2 separate regions of the Homo sapiens genome follow, and region 2 is linked to region 1. A link is an interaction called in ENCODE POLR2A ChIA-PET data of the cell type or tissue named here. Cell type or tissue: GM12878. All regions are shown on one strand. Links, peaks and the distances in the headings refer to the core of each region. The heading gives the core; the rest is flanking DNA.

Region 1 (2,932 bases), core at 278-2,777:
GTTAAGGGAAATAGTGAGAGACAGCCTTGAGGCAAGGGGTAGAGAAGCAACCAAAAAGAGGAAGAGAATAAGTATGTGTAATGGAAGGTTTGATAAATCTTTTTTTACCAAGTTATAGGCATGCCAACTCTGTTAAGCACTATCTGAAATTGCCCTGTTTTTTTCCCCCTCCTATCTGGTACCACTTTCTTTTTCTATACAATGCCAGCTATTTGGTTTTCACAGTAGTTAAGGACCACTTGTAGGTAGGTTTTGGACTGTTCATTCTATTCTGTTAGTTTATCATAACCTAGGGATAGAGCTTTCTTGACATATCTTTGGGATTAAATTCCTATTTGTGTAACAAAAAGACAAGCCAATTGAAAAATCGACAAAGGAATTAAATAGACATTTCTCCAAAGAATATATAAAAATGGCCAAGAAGCATGTGAAAAGATGCTCCACAGCATTAGTCATTAAGAAATGCAAATCAAAACCACAATGAGGTATCACTTCATACCTTTTAGGGTGGCCATAATAAAAAATAAAAAGAAAATAACAAGTGTTGGTGAGGGCATGGAGAAATTGGAACTTTCATACATTGCTGGTAGGAATGTAAAATGGGGGAAACCACTGTGAGAACACTTTGGCAGGTCCGCAGTCAGTGAAACATTTGTTACCACGTGACTCAGCAATTCTATTCCTAGCTATATATCCAAAAGAATTGAAAACAGATGCTCCAGCAAAGCCTGCACAGAAATATTCATAGCAGCAGCATCCACAATAGCCAAAAGGTGAAAGCAACCTAATCCAATCAACAGATGAACGGGTAAACAAAATGTTGTGTATCCATACAATGGATTATTAGTCATAAAAGGAATAAAGTACTGATAAATGCTACACCATGGATGACCCATAAAAACATATGCTAAGTGCAAGAAGCCAGACACAAAAGGCCACAGATTGTATGGTTCCATTTATATGAACTATCCAGAATATGTAAATCCATAGAGACAGAAGCAGATTAGTGGTTGCCAGGGGCTGGAAGGAGAAGGGAATGGGAATTGACTGCTTTATTTGTAAGAAGTTTCTTGTTGGGTTGATGATAATAGTCTAGAACTATATAGTGGTGATGGTTGTGCAACATTGTGAATGCACTAAATGCCACTAAATTGTATACTTTAAAATGGTTAAAATGGTAAATTTCATGTTATGTGTATTTTGCCAGAATAAAAATAAATCCTAATGGTGCAGAAATTTTCCTTATATTTATAGATGAGAGAGTCACTTACTAATGCTTGTTATAGCTCTACAAGGAGTCACAGAAATTTTATTTTTCTTGTGGATATTCCTTCTATCATCAAATACTGTTGGGCTTTCTTCCTCTTGGACTCTTAGCTCTTTCTTTTGAGAGCAGAGTCTGTATTCTGGTATCCCACGTAGAAGATTTTCAGTAGAAGTTTTCTAAGTTGAATAAATGTTAATTAGTTGTAGAGAGACAAAAAAGCACTACAGCAGAAAAGTGAGGAGGCAGTGAAAACACGAAGCCTTTGCACAAGCTTCTGTCTCCCTCACCTCCCAGCCTTTAAGTCATTTCTCACAGGAGATTTAATCTCCTCTTTATGAGGTACAAAGTCCTGTGGTTTTGCTGGGTTTTTTTTTTTTGGCATTTCTTTTAATGAGGAATGGAAGAGAAGAGTGTTAGGAATTTGGGGGAAGTGAAAATTAGGAGAAAGAGGGAATGAGATCAGAAAGTGTTAGTTATAGGCACTGGAATTAATAGTGACTATTGATACCCATAAATGTTCTGTAAATTTGACAATTCTGCAGTATAAAAAGTCAAGTTAGCTAAGGTAATGAAAATAAATGTATCACCATTTTTTCCCCACATTTGTAAGAAAATAATCTATGGAAACCTACTTCAAAACTCTATTCTAATATTTAGAGTAAATTAGTAGAAATTTGGTTACTTATATAATTTAAGAAACTAAAGAAAATATGTCAAATCAAAAACATCAGTACTAATATAGCATATTTCTTATATTAGCAACATATACTGATTTTTAAGATATACTATGTTTAAGATGTACTTGATGTGTTTTTTTCTCCTGTAATTTTCATTGTATCAATATTATAGTCTAAGTGAACAGAATGCTTTCAAAACAGGTGCTGTAGTCAACTAGTCACTTTTCATTAGTCACTGTGAAGAAATAGAAACTTAGAATGTAAAATAGGGGTTTAATTGGGTTTTATTAATAACAGAAAGAGTTAGGAGACCATCACTGTGTCATTATGCTAACCATAAAACCATAGTGAGTGTCACAGCCACATATTTCCTATACATTTAATTTTTTTAGCGATATGAAGAGAAACATGTTAGTCTTGTGTTTCAGTTTCATTTACTCATTCCTTAGTGAGAAACAATGCATCTATAGGAAATATAAATATGAAGCAGTATTTAAAATTTACAAAATGGTAAGTAATTTGCTTTTATCTTAAAAAAAAAGCATTTCTAGAGAAAATAACTTATATCCCATTGTTTGGCTGATTTATTTGCCAGGAAAAGTTTTAAAATGTGTCATGAATGTTTTGCCTTTATGTTTATTTGATGATTGTAAGCACATTTTAGAACATGGTTGTTACTTCAGAATAATTTAGGACACCAGAAAGATTAGTTGAGGTCATGAAAGGCCTACCATGCTTAAAGACTGAGGGCAAGTAAAGGAAATGAATTAGTCAGTTGACAGTGAGCTTAGTTGCACATGCTAACAATCTAAGAGTTCCCAAGGGTCAAACAATACATTTTGGTGTAATGCAGATACATAAAATCTCGTTATTTTATGAATTTGTGGAAAGTATGTTTATAATTTTATACAATTTCCAAATGCAGGCTTCAGGGTAAAACATTTGAAATACAATGTAAAACCTACCTTGTTTTCAGTTGAGTTACTGA
Region 2 (2,932 bases), core at 213-2,712, 390 kb before region 1:
AGAGTCAGGAGGCTTATGTTATAGTGCAACCCTGCATATGAACATTATATTATTTTAAATCCCCACTTCCCCACCTGGATAGTGAGGGTTCCTAATCAGTGTTTTCTCTCTTTTGGAAAGCTGATGTGATTGTCTAATATAAAAATTCTTTGAAAAACCTACAGAAAAATAATAAGTAAATTTCTTTTCAAAGTGACAAGGGAAAAAAAATCTATGCCCAAGATATTTTTCTACATTTGTACATCAAACCAATATTTAGATGATATTTAACAGCAAAAAGTTTTTTAACAATAAGAATGTCTGTTTTTTATATAGGAGCATTTGACTTATTTTGTAATTTAGATAAGCTTCAATAGTTTCTCTTCCTAAAGCTCTTTCACTCCTCACAAGTTCTTCCATCTATCTCATTCCTCATCATCCAAATATATATAGATTTTTCTTAACTTTTTAAATAGGTAATACAATATTCAAAAAGTACTTATGAACATAAAAGTTCCTGGCAACCAGTCACCCAGAAGCACATCTCCATCAAGAGGGAAATTTGAACAGAGGGAGAGAGAAACATGCAACAACATGCAAACTCTTTAAGAATTTCCATTATTTCTTGAAGCAACATTTTGTAGAACTAATACACTGATAAAGTATAGAATTTGAAAGCCTCTCCTTTCAGTAAAGTGGGAAAGTCGATTAGCAAGTGAAAAGATTGGCTCAGAACCTAGTAAGACAGGGGTCAGCAATTTCTTAAGCTTGAAGTGCTTTCAGTAAAGCCAGACAATGCTAGGGAATAGCACACACAGGCCTAGTATTTACAGACAACATGTGGCAGTCTATCAGTTGATTACATTTTGTCTTCCAATACTATCAAATTATTTCCTGTATGTAAAAGGCAGGAATCCTACATTTCTGTCAAAGATTCCACAAAACCTGGCAGTGCTAGTGACTACTAAAGTAGATGAAGAAGTAGAATGAGTCACAGGAAAAAGAGGGAAAAGACTGGAAACATACACAAACTTCCCACAAGAGCTGATACAAGACCCAAGAATCCTAAGGTAAAAATACTTTTAAAAACTGTATCATGAAGCCACCATTTATTCAGAGTCTGTAAATTCAGTAAGTGATATGTTTATACAATGTTATCAGAAACATCTAAGGCTATAAAAAATACATATATAGGAAATACCGACTCTGGCTAAACACACTGTCACTGAGGTGTAATCGGTTACTCAGATTATTACAGATTAATTACCTCTATGACTTTTTTAATTTGAATGATCTTATATACAATTAGTAAACAGCGGAATGATATTCTTATAATGCAGAGTTAGGTATGTAAGTTCGACTTGATTTTTTTTTCCCCTGGCACATTCATTTTTTTTTAATGATCCAAGATAAGTTTTCTTGCAATTAAAGACAAAACCTTAGTAAAATATGAAGATCTTTTAAAAAAAACCAGCTAGAAATCTATTAGACGTGCCTTCTATTAATATAAGTAGTAGCTGGTTTTGTGGCTTCAAGAACTTCTATGGTTTCTACTATGTAAAGCTATCTGATCAATCTCTGAGTGCAGCTCAAGAAGCTGCAAAGACATTTCCTTCATTTTCAAAAGGGCTCTTATCTGAATCATATGTATTTTTATTCAACTGATCTAAAGAATCTATATCCCAAATAAGGAAGCATGAGAACAAGGGTTTAAAGGATTTTAAGAACTATGATGCCAGGTTAAAATGCTAGAGGAGATTTAATTGATTTTTTAAAGTATTATTATTTTCATGAGTGCTTATAAGGTTCCACAGATTTTGAACGCTGTACCTCAACCCTATTTTTCCCATAGGTACTGTTATTTTTAGGGTGTGACTTTGCAGAATATGAAGCCATATATGGTTTTACAGTGGGAATACATGTACTTGGATCTGGTCTACCTGGATAAAGTAAGAAATAATGGAAAGTAAACTAAAGACAGAATACCTGTAAAGGAGATATCCTTATTTATAATTTTTCTTTTTTTTTTTTTCACCATGGCTTTACCTTCTGCAAGTCAATCCGGCTAAGGTACAATGGATAAAACGATTATCAAGCTTCTCTTTCTTACCTACCCACAGCAAACTTTGTTCCAGGCCTTTGACACCTTCATTGTTTTTGATAATAATCAAAGCTTTCTGCTCCTATGACTTTTGCAGTCATATGTCAAAACTGCATATGTCTGCTCCTATGACTTTTGCAGTCAAAAGTCCTATGACTTTTGCATTCTGCTTATTATGAATCCTGTTCAGAGTTTATTTTTGTCTTGTTCCCCAGCTTATTTTTCCAGAATCAAAACATTAACAGAGTTGCGGGGCTGGAAAGTCCTTAGGTTATCTAGTCTAACTTTACACTATTCTATATTATTAGCTACAAATATCTACTGACCACAGGGCTAAACAAGTGCTAGAAATGGCAGTGAACAAAAACAGGCACAAAATCCAGATATTGAACAAACTATATACACATATACACACATATATTTCCTAGTTCTGTCCATTAAGAAGTAATTTCCTACAAAGAAATTAACAAAGAGAAAATAGTAATTTTACGGTGGAGAAACCTGGCAGACACTTAACCAAATGATCAAAGTTAACATCATCTGTGATGAGATATATGGATATCATGTGCCTCCTGATACAATACACTGAAAAGGGCACACCACTTCCATAGTATTTATAACAAACATGCATAGTTTGAATTTAATCATGAGGAAATATTAGACAAACCCAAACTGTGGGACACTTTAAAATATAACTGTCCAATATTCTCCAAAAGTGTCAAGGTCAAGAAAGACTGAGGAACTGTCCCAGAGTGGACATAAATGAGATAAAACAACTAAATGTGTGATTCTGCACCAGGAAAAGGATGTTAATGGGACAGCTGGAAAATCTGAATAACATCTGTAGATAAC

Evidence for each region. Peaks named below come from ENCODE experiments on the same cell type or tissue, not always from the same donor. Only the 100,000 strongest peaks of a DNase experiment are listed, where the experiment ranks them.
Region 2: POLR2A ChIA-PET joins it to region 1 with 6 read pairs; 2 of 35 experiments call an interaction of 5 or more read pairs at or near these places.

Annotation. Positions count from the first base shown.
Region 1 is chr10:22,365,378-22,368,309 of GRCh38, forward strand. All of the region lies in intron 3 of SPAG6 (sperm associated antigen 6), which reads left to right. Among named protein-coding and RNA genes, the nearest start is that of SPAG6, 21 kb to the left of the region's middle. In GM12878, for the core only: no CTCF peak of the experiment used is centred there; no DNase peak of the experiment used is centred there; H3K27ac peaks cover 607 bases.
Region 2 is chr10:21,977,715-21,980,646 of GRCh38, forward strand. All of the region lies in intron 1 of DNAJC1 (DnaJ heat shock protein family (Hsp40) member C1), which reads right to left. Among named protein-coding and RNA genes, the nearest start is that of DNAJC1, 25 kb to the right of the region's middle. In GM12878, for the core only: no CTCF peak of the experiment used is centred there; no DNase peak of the experiment used is centred there.